Regions from separate parts of the Mus musculus genome. Here regions 2, 3, 4 and 5 are each linked to region 1. Evidence: chromatin contacts called from ENCODE POLR2A ChIA-PET data. All regions are on one chromosome and are shown on one strand. Each heading gives the region's core, a stretch centred on a gene start or an enhancer-like site at or near the end of the contact. The rest is flanking DNA. Distances are from core to core; before and after follow the strand shown. Region 1 holds the start of Mknk2 (MAP kinase-interacting serine/threonine kinase 2). Region 2 holds the start of Gadd45b (growth arrest and DNA-damage-inducible 45 beta). Region 3 holds the start of Timm13 (translocase of inner mitochondrial membrane 13). Region 4 overlaps Onecut3 (one cut domain, family member 3). Region 5 holds the start of Oaz1 (ornithine decarboxylase antizyme 1).

The links. ChIA-PET counts read pairs that join two places held with the same protein, here RNA polymerase II (POLR2A).
Region 2: POLR2A ChIA-PET joins it to region 1 with 32 read pairs in embryonic stem cell. The contact joins the promoter of Gadd45b here to the promoter of Mknk2 in region 1. POLR2A ChIA-PET finds 5 or more read pairs at or near these places in 4 of 5 experiments (Patski and embryonic stem cell).
Region 3: POLR2A ChIA-PET joins it to region 1 with 12 read pairs in embryonic stem cell. The contact joins the promoter of Timm13 here to the promoter of Mknk2 in region 1. POLR2A ChIA-PET finds 5 or more read pairs at or near these places in 4 of 5 experiments (Patski and embryonic stem cell).
Region 4: POLR2A ChIA-PET joins it to region 1 with 12 read pairs in embryonic stem cell. The contact joins the enhancer-like site here to the promoter of Mknk2 in region 1. POLR2A ChIA-PET finds 5 or more read pairs at or near these places in 4 of 5 experiments (Patski and embryonic stem cell).
Region 5: POLR2A ChIA-PET joins it to region 1 with 10 read pairs in embryonic stem cell. The contact joins the promoter of Oaz1 here to the promoter of Mknk2 in region 1. POLR2A ChIA-PET finds 5 or more read pairs at or near these places in 3 of 5 experiments (Patski and embryonic stem cell).

What each region holds. Positions count from the first base shown.
Region 1 is chr10:80,674,954-80,677,733 of GRCm38, reverse strand. It overlaps Mknk2 (MAP kinase-interacting serine/threonine kinase 2), which reads left to right and starts at 1,441. Exons shown (of 14, transcript NM_021462.4): 1 at 1,441-1,653; 2 at 1,794-1,910. The coding sequence starts at 1,860.
Region 2 is chr10:80,928,756-80,931,535 of GRCm38, reverse strand. It overlaps Gadd45b (growth arrest and DNA-damage-inducible 45 beta), which reads right to left and starts at 1,445. Exons shown (of 4, transcript NM_008655.1): 1 at 1,177-1,445; 2 at 987-1,088; 3 at 285-507; 4 at 1-3. The coding sequence starts at 1,220.
Region 3 is chr10:80,899,640-80,902,419 of GRCm38, reverse strand. It overlaps Timm13 (translocase of inner mitochondrial membrane 13), which reads left to right and starts at 1,451. Exons shown (of 3, transcript NM_013895.4): 1 at 1,451-1,796; 2 at 1,870-1,938; 3 at 2,161-2,780. The coding sequence starts at 1,677. The coding sequence ends at 2,259. It overlaps Lmnb2 (lamin B2), which reads left to right. Exons shown (of 12, transcript NM_010722.5): 12 at 1-1,057.
Region 4 is chr10:80,508,193-80,510,972 of GRCm38, reverse strand. The region is part of intron 1 of Onecut3 (one cut domain, family member 3); the gene reads right to left. Among named protein-coding and RNA genes, the nearest start is that of Onecut3, 15 kb to the right of the region's middle. Within about 2 kb of position 1,437, at least 1 of the 3 ENCODE cell types and tissues checked has a DNase peak (open chromatin) inside an H3K27ac peak, as active enhancers do.
Region 5 is chr10:80,825,255-80,828,034 of GRCm38, reverse strand. It overlaps Oaz1 (ornithine decarboxylase antizyme 1), which reads right to left and starts at 1,379. Exons shown (of 5, transcript NM_008753.4): 1 at 1,130-1,379. The coding sequence starts at 1,275.

The sequences.
Region 1 (2,780 bases), core at 192-2,691:
ACGCTTGAATGTGGGTGTCATGTTTTATTTGAATTGTTAGCCTGAGATAGGATCTGGCTAGGTAGCCCCAAACTACAGAGACATGCTGGCCCCCGTGGACACACACACACATGCTACAGCTAGCCACAGGTAGAAGCTATTTCTCTTACATGTGTCCCAGGAATGGGCTCAGGCTATAATTGGTGGCAAACTCCTTTAACAGCTGAGTAGAGACCCTTGTTTGAGTCTGCCAGGAATTGATCCCTGACTGCCTTGAGCTGAAGTTCTATCCCCTGCCCAAATCTGTCCAGGTAATGAACCTTGTACAGGCATGACAATCTGAATTAGAGACAAACATTTCTGCCAATGCAATCACTAATGACGACAATGAGGCTCGGGAGTCAGACAGATGACTCATAAGTTAAGCCAAACTGTTACTCTTACAGAGAACCCAGGGTACAGCCCAGCACCCACATCAGGCATCGTGTAATTTCACCTCTCTTCTGACTTTCCAGGCACCTGTATGCATAAGGCACACACACTCACACGGACGAGGACCTGTGTGAGTGCACACAAACACACAAAGAGCTGCTTGAGGTTCATGAGGCTCCAGCCTCAGTAGAGGGTGGTGGTAAAAACTTGTAGACAAACTACCCTGAAGAGGGAAAACAACCTCTTTGTGCACGGAAGCAGCCGAGGCAGCAGGCACAACGCGGTCTGACTGTATCCGAACCTGAATCGGGGATCCTAGCCCCTTCTTGTCCCAGCTATCCCCACCGAGGGCTGCAAAGGACCCAAGAGGTTCAAGAAGGGTTCATCACGGATTGCAGAGCTGGAGCACAGGACAAGGGCATCAGTATTCAGTAAAATTAGGGCTGGCTTGCCCTCCTTCGGCAGCTGAACGCGGCACCCGGCTCAAGGACAGGGAGCAGAACCTGCAGCGCGCAAGCCAGCGGGCCAACTGTGACACAGGAGAAGGCGGCCTCACGGCCCAAACTGAAGCCTTCAGTACCCTTCTGCGCAGGCGCAGGCGACTCCGGAGGCTGGTCACCAGCCTCTCCACACAGTCCTCTCCCACCCCCCAGCCAGGTCACGCGGCTGCAGTCGAGTATCTTTTCACGCTCCGCCCCCACCGTGGGAGTGCGCAGGCGCGCTTGAAGCTTCGCGCCCCACTTCCCTCGGAATCTCCCCTTCCCCCTGCCAGCTCGAAGTGCGCAGCCGTGTTTGGAGTCGCCAACACGGTCGCTGCGCAGCTCCACTCCGCTCCCCGCTAAGCTCCGCCCCTTAAACGGGAGCGCGCAGCCGTATTCTGCATTCCCCGGCGTGCTCTTCTCGCTGCGGCCTTCGACGCTCCTGGAAGCTCCGCCTCCTCTGTTCCCTGAGAAAGGCGGAGACTGGTGCGGAGGGGCGGGGTAACTTCGGGACCGCGCCTATAAAGGTGGCCGCGCCGGCCGCGCGCGCGGCTCCTCTCGGCGGCAGCGGCCCAGTGGAGGGGTCCGTGGTGGCGGTGGTGGCGGCGGTGGCGGCGGCGGCGGCGGCGACGGCGGCGGCGGCGGCGGCGGCAGCAGCAGCGGTGGCTGTGGCGGCGCTGTTCCCCGCGCAGTCCTCGGAGCGGGGTCCGGGCTGTGCTAGGTGAGGTGACGGCGCTGCGACCCCGGCCGGTGTCCGACCCCGGTGAGCGCGGCGCCAAGGGCGACATTCTCCGAGGGAGGAAGGAAGCCCGAGTCAGGCGCGGGAGCTCCGCCGAGCCCCGGCCGCCTCCGCCCGGCCGAGCGCCTCTCTCAGCCTCGGTCCTTTGTCTCCTCCGCCCGCAGGGTCGCCTCCCAAGCCGCCCCCCGGGCCCCGCGTCCCCTCCCCCGCTGGTGGGGCCCGGACTGAAGATGGTGCAGAAGAGAACAGCCGAACTTCAGGGCTTCCACCGTTCGTTCAAGGTGAGGGGTCCTGTCCGGGGGTCCCATTGCAGTGACGGGTGCGACGGATAAGCAGAGCCTACTCGGGAGGCTGGTGCAGGGCTTGGGAGGGGTGCTTGCATTGGACTTTTGTGCTGGAGGTGGTGGGGGTCAGCAGGCCGCAGCCCTGTCCCCATCCTCCTAGTAGCTCTCTCTTCTAGGACCCTCAACCCCCACCCCCAGGCTTGTGATTGGTGGCTCTGTGTCCCTTGCAGTTAGCCCGATCACAGTCGTCTGTTTCTGTGTGTGATCCTAGGCAAATCGAGTGTTTCTGTTCCTTGCAACTTCCAGGCCTGTCTTGTGCTGGTTGGGAGAGTCAGTAAGCTGCAGCCTTGCTTCTAGCTGCCTACTAACTCTTCATGAACTGCCCCAGGCTCCCCTGTGATCTGTGGCTGTGTCCCTAGCAGTTTCTCAGCCCGGGCTTTCCTACCTCTGTATGTGGTCTCTGATGGACTTTACATTTGTTTCCTGCAGTGTGTGCTTGTTGCAGGCTACAACCTGTCCCCGGCTGCCTAGTAGCTCTTTCTTTCAGGACCCACTCCCACCACTGATTGGTGGCTCTATGTCCCTCGCCATCAGCCTGATCTCAGTCTTGTGCTCCCCACCCACTTTCTGTATGTGATCCCACACTTTCTGTGTCCCCCAGGTTGGCCTTGTTCTGGATGAAAGCACGTCAGCAGGTCCTAGCTCTCTCTTTTGTGAGCTCCCCTAGGTTGGCTTGTGGTCAGTGGCTGGATGTTCCTTGCAGTCTCTCAGCCCCGTCTCCCCTACTTCTGTGTATATAGTTCCAGGGAAACCCTGTATCTGTCCACTGTAGTCTCAAGCTGGCCTGTGCGGTTGGTTGGGATCAGA
Region 2 (2,780 bases), core at 196-2,695, 250 kb before region 1:
GTTCTGTTGGAGGGAGAAAAAGAAGGGTTTAGTGGGAGTTCTAGGAGTTAGGTAGGGAGCCTCTGTTCAGCGCCAGGGGCCCTACTGGGGAAAAACAGGCTGGCTCAAAATAGCTGCCAGGGTGACTAGGCAGCCCACGGGACATGCCAAGCATGGCTGGGCACTGAGCTGGTGCTGGACCAGCCAGCCCAGCTATGTTGACAAACACGGGACCCAGGTGACCAGGACGGGTGGGTGGGGCGGGGAGAGAGAGAGACAGAGACGTGGGGGGGGGGAGGGCTCACCGTGACCAGGAGGCAGTGCAGGTCTCGGGCTTCGGTTGTGCCCAATGTCTCCGCCGGCTCCCCCAGGAGCTGCGCCAGCCTCTGCATGCCTGATACCCGGACGATGTCAATGTCATTGTCGCAGCAGAACGACTGGATCAGGGTGAAGTGAATCTGCAGAGCGATATCATCCTCCTCTTCTTCGTCTATGGCCAGGAGGCACAAGACCACGCTGTCGGGGTCCCTGCAGGAGAGAAGGAGTGTCAGGGGGTCGTCAGACCAGGAGCGGGTGTCACCGTGCACGGGGTGGGATAGGGGGATATGAGCTCCAGGAACCGCAGGCGGGAAGGGTGGACAAGACCCATCGTGCATCAGGAGTGTATATAAGAACAGCCCCCCAGCCGCAGTACTGCACGGGTGCTGGGGTGGCCGACTATGCAAATACTGATGGCGGTGGGGGAGGAAGCACATAGTCCAAAGTTACTGGGGTTGCCTTGTCAAAACAAAAAACACAAAACCTCAAACTTGCGAAGTCAGGGTTCTGCAGCGACTCTCTTTCCTCCTCCCCAAAAAAAATTCTCTGAGAAATGTCGCCCTCCACTCCCCAAAACCGAGAGCGCTGGGAAAGTCCCCCAAAGCCCCGAGCCCTATAGGGATGTTGGAGCGCGCGTGCATCAGAGGGGCGCCCCCACCCACGCCCGAGAAAGGGGGGTGCTGACTCACACATTCATCAGTTTGGCCGCCTCGTACACCCCCACGGTGAGGCGATCCTGACGCTGCGCGGCCACCAGCAGCTGCTCCACCGCGGCAGTCACCGCCTGCATCCTAAAAGGCCAAATGGGGAGATTAGCCGATGACAGCCCCGCAGACCTCAGGCGGCGGGCGAGAAGACCTCAGCCTCTGTTGTACTCACTTCTGAACCGCGTTGTCGCTCGCCACCAGCTCTTCCAGGGTCATGATGCAGTCACACTCCACAGCGGACCCCCACGGAAGATCCCCAAGAGCAAAGTACAAGTCCAGATACGAACCCAAGAGGCAAAAAAACCTTCCCGTGCGACCAGAAGTGTCGGAGGCCTTCCGGAGGCGGTGGGACTTCCCTTCCCAAGAAAAAAGTAGGGGTAAAAAGAAGATTGCAAAATCCCCCTCGAAATTAATCCAAGAAGACAGAGATGAACGCAGACCCAGGGTTGCTGCGGAGTGAGCGCGCGGGCGCTGCGAGCGGTTTATATGACTTCCCGGGTGGAGGCGTGGCCACTGGAGGCATGCGCTTTCCACCCATTGGTAGATGCACAAAGGGCCGAGTATCCCGCGCTGAGATTGGCTGGAGATGGAAAGGGCGGAGCTCGGAGCTCCGGCGGCCCCACGTGGGGGTCAGGGCTGGGAGGAGCGTGAACGCCAGCAGCGGCGACAGCTAGAAAAGCCAGAGAGCTCTAGAGAGAGAGCTCTAGAGAGAAAAAAAAAAAAAAAAAAAAAAAAAAAAAAACCACAGAAGTTTCTCTCCTGATTTCCCGGCAGCCGCGCTACGCAGGCCGCGCGCGGGGTTTCCAGCGCGAGAGGCTGGCCTGAACTTTCGGGGAGGGCTGTCTGGAATCCCCTCGCTGTCCCCGGAGAGTCCCTAGCCTTTCCCAAGCTCTGAAAGAAGGGATGTGCATGCGCCAGGAGGCTTACTAAGTGTTCTGCCGGCCTTGTAGAGTTGGAGAGTGTTTAAATAACGTCTAGGGTATACAGTAAACGTTTGGTAAGTTTGAGGACGGTGGGATCCTCTCCCCAAAGTGAGAACTACCAAGGCACCCTAGCATCGCCAGCACGAAGGTGCTTTGAGAACGCTCAGCCCTCTAAGGCCAGGGTCGCGGGAGGAGAGGCACACAGGAAGCTTCCTAGTGGTCGTGGTAGGTGGCTTGGCGGTGCCCCAGGGGTCCTGGCTGCAGAGCACTAAGGGATCGCAGGGGGAGAGATCCGGAACCCTTTCTCCCTCCTCCCGGCACCCCGAGAATTTCACGTGTGCACGGGAGGCGCAGGTGAAGAGCCCTCCAGACGCTCTGCGGAGTGACCCTGCCCCCTGCCGGCTGCCTCACCGTCTATCCTCAGATCGATTCGCCACACTTAACCCCTGAGGGGGAAGCCAAGTGGCAAAACCCGAAGGGTACTGACCCGGGGAGAGGTGACTGAAAGGCAGCCGCTCTTATGTCCCTGGCATTTTTGTAGTGCGTAGCATGAAGCACAAGCCCCTTCTTCCACGCGTGTCATTTATCTTTCCAAGATTTGTCAGGCAAAGGAATTGATATCTGCATTATGCAAAATGGAAACTGAGGCTTCCAAGGGCGTTCCAAGCCACAGCTTGAGGGCTGGTAGTCGACAGCAAGGACACGAGCGAGGCAGATAGACCCGCGTGGGATTCTCCCACGGTGCACGGGGGCTCCCGGTGAATCACCCTGAGTCGCCTCCTCCGCCAGCCTGGGTCCTGGCCTCGGCCGCGCGGCTCGGTTCCCCGGATCCCCGGATCCCCCGATCCCGGGT
Region 3 (2,780 bases), core at 202-2,701, 220 kb before region 1:
CCAGGGATGGCCCAGCTTTGTGCTCTGAATCTGAAGGGTTTATAACAGTCCCCAGCTCCAGGGCATTCACAGGCTTCTCTGGTCCCAGATTCTGAATTGTTCTAGTCCCTTCTAAAGCGGAGGACCAAGGAGGAGCGAGTTCACACATGGGACGACGCCTCCCATCCTAAGACTGAAGGGGACAGGCAAACCGTGGGCGTTGTGCCTTCAGGAGCAAAGGCTGCAGGTTCCCAGCCAGTGACTGCTCACATGAGTGTGGCCACACTAGCTATGCTCCTGGCCTCTCCTGTATGAATACTGTGTGGCCCCTCTGTGCCCCACCTCGATGGCAAGGCCTGGAAACTTGCTTCCCTGCAACTTAGTGCCAGGAGCCAGCCAGTTTCACCTGTCACCTCCCCACCACTGACACATGGTATTTTTTTAAAGAATATTTATTTTTTTACATCGGTCAGTAACGCAGCTCACTGGGATGATGCTCTGGGGGTTCAGGCCTGGAGCTGCCACAACTGGCAGCTTCCTTTACTGAGCTAGGGCGAGTTCTTTCTCTCTCCTGGCACAGCTGATGGTAGGAAGAGTCCAGGCCTAGTCTTCCCCCAAGGCAAGAGCTCTTGGCCACAGGATGCCACCACTGCCACCAACCTCCAGAACCCACCAGCCACCTCCTGCTTCTAGATACCTCCGTTTTCTTTGTGACCGGCGTTGGATCCTGGATAGTTATGGCTGGCTGCAGTCACTGCGCAGCTCTGCTGCCTTGCCCACAGGGCAGGTGTACTCTGCACTGGAGCTAGCTTCCTTGTATTTGAGGAGCAGGTCTAGAGTAATCTGCAGGTCCTCAGGGGTCTGTTTCTGGCCCTGGCTAGGTGAGATGGTTACCGGAGTGGCACTGCTGCTGGGGAGCCGCCGGCACTGCGCACATCGCTCAGCTCTACAGATTGTTTCTTTTATAAGATGCATGCCAAACGTGTGTTCCACCTTTTCTTTTACGCCTATGATTTGTAATATACATTTTACAACTGGAAACTTTTGTATACTCAAATAAACATTGACTTTAACTGCAGCCTCAGAGTAGATCTTCAGATTAAGATAGGAGCAGCAGGCTGGTAAGATGGCTCAGTGGGTAAGAGCACCGGACTGCTCTTCCGAAGGTCCGAAGTTCAAATACCAGCAACCACATGGTGGCTCACAACCATCCGTATAACTTTAAAAAAAAAACATATTAAAAAAAAAAAAAAAAAGCAGCGAGGATTTTATATTGTACGCATGCGCAGCGGGGAGGTCCAGGACAAAATGACCCTGGTCCAGCCCTTGCCAGGGCGTCAAAAGTCAGTGGGCTCACGCGGGAAGTTGCACAGCCTTCTGGGAATTGTGGTTCGGGTTTCCTTCCTTTCTAGAAGCCAAAGGACAGTGCTTAGGGACGGCGCGCACAGCCTTGTGGGAGCAGGAGTTTGCAGTTTCCCATAGAGCCTCCGAGGTCAGAGTGCACGGCGCGCACGGGTTTGTGGGAGGTGTAGTTTAACTTGTTTCCATGGTGACTCAGGCCGCAGCTTTGTCAGACTGCTGACGACGCGCGCTGCCTTGTGGGAATCGACTCAGCCTCTGTTTCCCGTGGTGCCCCGGCTTGGCTTCCGGGGCGTATGGTCGGTGTGCGCGACCGTGGCCCGGTTGACTGAGCAGCCATGGACAGCGGCTTCGGCTCGGATTTTGGCGGCACGGGTGGCGGGAAGCTGGACCCGGGGGCCATTATGGAGCAGGTGAAAGTGCAGATCGCCGTGGCCAACGCGCAGGAGCTGCTCCAGGTGCGGGGCGCGCCGGGGTTGGTGGCGGGGTTCCCCGGGTGAGTCCCCGCTGAGACCTCGCGTGTGTCCACAGAGAATGACGGACAAGTGTTTCCGGAAGTGCATCGGGAAGCCCGGGGGCTCCTTGGATAACTCGGAGCAGGTGAGACATCTCGGGAACCCGGGGTGGTGAGGGGCGCGGGGTCAGGAGCGTCTAGGAGGTTGAGAGATGTGCGCGTGCGCGGCCTCTAGCCTTAGCTACTGAGGAAGTTGTGCGCGTGCGCGGGGTGAGGACCCGGCTTCTGTGCCTAGATCGGTGCAGCCTTCATGGGTGATCCTCGGGTCGTGTGACCGTCAGTCAGGGATCCCCCTCCACGCTTTGCAGAAATGCATCGCCATGTGCATGGACCGCTACATGGACGCCTGGAATACCGTGTCCCGCGCCTACAACTCTCGACTGCAGCGGGAACGAGCCAACATGTGACCGGGACCTGTGCCTCGGGACACCGTGCTTATGGTCTGAACTGTTTTCCCTGCCAGTTAGGGTGTCTCCTCCTAGCCGCCCTGAAGTCTGGCAGCATGGAGGGCTTGGGGATCGAGGCCTCTCCCCTGGGTTGCTGCGTCCAGCTCAATCTCAGAAGAGAGTGAGGACCCGACAGAGCACAGGGATCTGGCTGGCCCCACTGACCTGTGACCTCAGGAGAGCAGGCCAATAAATCGCTGCTGGGGCAGTAAAGCAGGCGTGTCACCTCACTGCTTCAGGTCCCTTCCCCTGAGTAGGCCCAGACCTCCCAGGGTATCTTTCCCCTTGGGGTCAGTGGGCTGCTGGCTCTCAGGGAATTCGGAGCATGATCTCAGGTGTTTGGTCATCCCGGGGAGACCAGCCGAGGTTAAGAAGCAAGGCTTCATGTAGCCTTCACCTATCATGCATGAGGCCCAGGGTGCTGACCTTAACTCTGAATAAACCAAGTGTGGTGCACACCTGTCTGCCCAGCACTTGAGGGT
Region 4 (2,780 bases), core at 188-2,687, 170 kb after region 1:
TCCTTCCTTCCTTCCTTCCTTCCTTCCTTCCTTCCTTCCTTCCTCTCTCTCTCTCTCTTTCTCTCTCTGTCTCTCTCTCTCTTAGTCTCTCTCTGTGTCTCTGTCTCTCTCTCTCTCTTGGTCTCTGTCTCTCTGTCTCAGTCTCTCTGTTTCTGTCTCTCTGTCACTGTCTCTCTGTATCTCTCTCTCGGTCTCTGTCTGTCTCTGTCTCTCTTTCTGTCTCTCTCTTTCCCCCATCCCCCTTCAGGGCTTACATTAAGTGTAGGATAAGTGAAAAATGCCAGAACAGAAGAGAACCTGGGAGTTGCTCTGTAGGAGAGGGTTCCCTCTGGAACTGCTGCGGTACCAGCCTGGAACGGAAAGCTCCAGGGTAAGTCCTGAGAGCTCACTGCCTCATGAATGCCTCCCTTACACAAGCCTCAATGAGTTGGTTTTGCCTCCCGCTTGGGCAGTGAAATTGCTCGAGTGGCTTAAGGATCTGCAGAGTTGCACAAAAGAGGAAATGGAATCCTTACAGTCTCTGTGGCTGCGTCATGGATTCGACACGCATGGCCAAACCACGAGCATCCCATGGCAAAAGGTGGATCTCTCAGCAGATGGGCAAGCTGGTTGGGGGCGGGTGGGGTTTAGAGATGAAGGATGTCACAAAGGCTGGGAGAAAGCTGTCAGTAAAGACCTCAGATAAGCAGGAGGGCCCGAGTTTGAATCCTCCAAACCCACGAGAGTCTGCTGTTGAGGTGAGCTTCTGAAATCCTAGCGCTGAGGACTGGGAGACAGGCAGATCCCAAGACAACCCTGCCTGGCCCTAATCGGTGAGACGCAGGTCTCCTGAGAGACTCTACTCAAAGGAAAAAAAAAAAGAAAAAAAAGAAAAAGGTGGATCAGGGCAAGAGGGACACTCAGCTCAGCGGTTACAGCACTGTCTGTGAGCACAGAGGATCCAGGTTTGTTCCCAGCACCCACCAGGGGCCTCACAGTCATCTGTAAGTCGAGCTTCAAGGGGATCCCACGTCCTCTCTGACCTCTGAGGTTGCCACGTGGTGCACAGACAGACATGCAGCCACAACATTCAAATGCATAAAGTAAAACTAAACAAATTTCCAAACAAATAGTGTGAGAGGAATTGAGAACCTCTGACGTCACCCGTGCACGTGTGAACACACAGACTGGGATCTGAGGCACGGGCGGCAGCGGGACCCGTTTTGGTTGCTGGAATAAAATACCGAGGTGAAGAGAGCTAGGGGGAAAGGGTTCATGACAACTCGGCTCGCAAGCTTGCTTGTGACTACCCAGCTTGCACTCTTGCTTGAACTCAGCTGACTTTTCCCCACTCTTTCTTTTTACATTTTAGTTTTGTTTTTAGTTGAGAGTGGGGCAGTGTCTTGCGTGTGTACGTGCAGTACTTTCTCAGGCCAGAAGGGGGAGGCAGATCACAGGAGCTGGAGTCACAGGTGGCTGTGAGCTGCAGTTGCTGGGAGCTGTGGCTGCCCTTAACTACTGAGCTGTCTACACAGCCCCCTCCCATGCCTTCTCTATTCACACAGTTCAGGACCCAAATCCAGGGACAATGTACCAGTCTTCTTCCCACCCAAGGTAACACAACAGAGAACCCCTTGGCCAGTTATGATAGTGCATGACTTTAATCCCAGCATTCGGGAGGCAAAAGCAGGTGGATCTCTTTAAGTTGACCAACCCAGTCTACAGATCGAGTTCTAGGATAGCTAGGGCCGCATAATAGAGAGACCCCGACTCAAACAATAACAGAGCACAAAGGTGATCCCACACAGACAGGCCCACATCCACCTACGCTACAGTCCCTCACTGAGACGCCATTCCCTGGTAGTCCTTGGTTGCCTCAAGTGGACAATGAAAATTGACTGTTGCCCAGCCAACCTGCATGGTAAGACCCTGGCTTCCATCCTAAACCCTACAAATATGCACCTATATTTGGCAAAGGCTGGCAGGTAGATGGTGCTCCATGCTGGCGGATGGACACTAACAGAAACAAAGGGAGATGGTCTTCCCTGAGGTTCTTAGGAGTGTGGTGGCAGATACTCATCCTGGGATGAGGATCCAACTAGAAGAAGAAATCACCCATCTATCTATCTATCCACCCATCTACCCATCCACCCATTCACCCACCACCCACAATCCACCCACCCATCCATCTACCTACCTACCTACCCACCCATCCACTCATCTATCCATCCACCCATCCATCCACCCACCCATCCACTCATCTATCCATCTACCCACCCACCCACCCATCCACTCATCTATCCATCTACCCACCCACCCACCCACCCATCCACCCACCCACCCATCCACTCATCTATCCATCTACCCACCCACCCACCCACCCATCCACTCATCTATCCATCCACCCATCCATCCACCCACCCACCCATCCATCCACACATCCCATCCACCCATCTACCTATGGTACCACCTAGCAGTCTACTACTAGACTGTTAGAAGGGGACAGAAATACAGATTCTCAGAACACACAAGATTTTCTTGTCAAGAGCTTTCTATGGATTTGTTATTCTGTCCTTATGATAAAATATTCCTTTTATTCACACAGAGACAGTAAATCATTTGTCTAGAGAGGGCCAGCCAGAGACAAACCATTGACAGGCCAGACCTGGGTGGATCTTCTTGGAGTCTCTAAAGGGGAACCCCAAACCCAGGGTAGGGGAGAGGCCAGCCACAGAATAAGTCTGGAAAGAAACAAAAAGTCCCTTTTGGGTGGATGGTTCATGAAACCACTGCCTGCTCCC
Region 5 (2,780 bases), core at 130-2,629, 150 kb before region 1:
ACACCAGGTCACTCGCTCCTTCCTACCCTCTGGTCAGCAGCTACCAGTGACCCCAAAGTTCTACCTCACTAACTACTCATGCTCTAGAGTCAGACAACCCCAAGTCTCCTCTCTTCCCTACTGCCACTCTATAGGTGTCTGCACAGCCTATATCCAAAGTTCCTACCACCTATATCGACGCCCTTCCCAAACCAGTCCCCATTCTGAACCCTTCAAGTGATACCCTCCATCCCACCCACTGCAGACTTTTAACTGCCAAGTGGACCAGGGATTAAGGTCACCTCACATCATACTCACCACACCACACCACCTCCATGTCCTCCAACATAGCTCTGTGAGCCCCCAAGCCTGACCACTTCCAAGGTCCTAATTCTGACCCAAATCCCTCCAAAGTATTAGAGCCCTCAACACGCAATCACTAAATCCAACCTAAACCTCATCCCAGCTTCCCCACCTGTGACTTCCTAAACCGACACAAGCTTCTTTCTCAACACCCCAAATCTGATCCCATACTCTCCCACCAAGAAATGAGTCCTCAACATGTACCCAAGAATATAATAGGATTCCTCCCCAACAGCACCCAAAATCCCAGTATTCTGCAAAGAACTCCAAACACCGGGACGAGCCCCACCTCTACATAGCATACGATTTATTACCCAAACGCCCTACAGGTAACCACAAACACTTCGCCACCTGACATTAGAACTAGCTCACATATCCGAGAGGCAGACCCCAAATTCGAGTCTCCAATCTCTTCTCAGATCCCTCCCCAAATCTTAGGCTCAACTCACAACCCCCGAATCCGATTCGAACCCAAAATCGAATCCTACATTTTCGCGAAATGTTCCCGGTCCTCCAATCAAACCAAACCCTATTCCTCAACCTGAGACTCCCTAATTCCACTCGAATCCCAAATCCGAGTCCGCGACCCGCTCCACAGGCCCCGCCCCGCCCCGCCCCGCCCCCTGCGCGATTGTGGCCGCCACAAAGGGGCGGATCTCGCGCTGCCGAGACTTATCTGGCGCCGGAGGCCGACCCCGCTCCGGGCCTGCGCGTCCTGCGCTGCCCTCTGGGGCCTACGCGGACGCTGTTTCTGGAAGGTTCGCGGCGGCGGGGGCAGGGCTCTCACCTCTCGCTGCTGCAGCCGCCGCGGCTGTGCTGACTAAGAAGCGGCATGGTGCGGCTGGCGTGAAGCGTGGCGCTGCGTTTGTCCCCTTCCTTCTCTCTGGCGAAGCAGTGGCTGTTGAGGATCCGCTGCAGGGAGGATTTCACCATCCGGCCGCTGGGGTCCGAAACCAGCAAAAACCTCCGCTGCACTTCCCGCGCCGCCGCCGCTGCTCGCCGTTCGCAAAATGGCGCCGGCGCCGACGCCCACTTTTATATGCGTCGTCACGGCAGGCCACGCCCCCACACGCAGGCGTAAACGCAGCAGTGTGAGGCGACGGAGGAACGGGGTGGGGCCACAGTGGCAGCCCAAGGAAAAACCAAATGCGTCCCACCTACTCCGGCTTCTGATTGGCGAGAGTAAAAAGACAGACAGAAGGTTTCCGTTGATGATTAGTTGGCGATAGGAGAATCCCGGCCCCGCGTGTTTGCGTCACTCTGTGGGAGGGAAGACAGAAAAGCCAGACGCGTCCCGCCCCTACAAGGCTCTGATCGGTCAATGTAGAAAAACGGACGTATTGGCCCCTTTGAGGATTGGTTGGAGTTCTGACAAGCCCGCCCTCGAGGCTTTATGACGTGAGGCGGAGGCGGGGCTTCTGTAGTCGCCTCCAGGACGTAAACCCCCATCTAGCCCAGGCCTCAAGGCTAGGACTCTGCGCCTCCTCTAGTACCTGTGGCCCTTCAGTTTTGTCATCTGTCATCCTTTCCATCTTAACCATTATGGTCCCACTCATGGGACGCCCCGCTCCGGGAAGACTGTCAGGACATAACTGTCAAGGGTACCTGAGGCTGACCTAGGCGGTTTGCTTGGTGCCCATCCCCCACGCGGCAAAATTATTCTAATGACCTTGTAATAATGGGTAATAGATTGGGACTCTTTGTTTTAAAAGCAACTTGCTATTTAAAAGAAAATCTGTCAAAAGTTAAGTATCCCAATCTAGAGAAGTATTTTATGTCAAATTGGAATTTAAACAACTTTTCTCATAGACTCAGCTTGAAGGTTTCCTTCATCCCAACCCCCCCTCCCCCGCCGCCGCCGCTTTTTTGTTGTTGTATTTTGATTTTTGTTTTTTGAGACAGGGTTTCTCTGTTTGCCTGCCTCTGCCTCCCAAGTGCTGGGATCAAAGGCGTGCGCCATCACTGCCCTGCTTACAATTTATTCTTAAAGAATTTCGTATTCTTTTTCTCTTTATGGGTTTTTTGTTGTTGTTGTTTTGTTTTGTTTTGTATGTTTTGTTTTTGAGACAGGGCTTTTCTGTGTAGCCCTGGATGTCCTGGAACTTACTCTATAAACTAAGCTACCCTCAAACTCAGAGATCTGCCTGACTCTGCCAGCTGAGTGTTGGGATTAAAGGCCTGTGGCACCACACCCTGCTCTTTCTCTCTCTCTCTCTCTCTCTCTCTCTCTCTCTCTCTCTCTCTCTCTCTCTCTCTCTCTCTCTCTCTCTCTCTCTCTCAAGATTTACTTATTTTATTTATATGAGTACACTGTTGTTGTTTCTGGTCTTCAGACACAGACCAGAAGAGGGTGTGAGATCCCATTATAGATGGTTGTGAGCCACCACGTGGTTGCTGGAAATTGAACTCAGGACCTTTGGAAGAGCAGTCAGTACTCT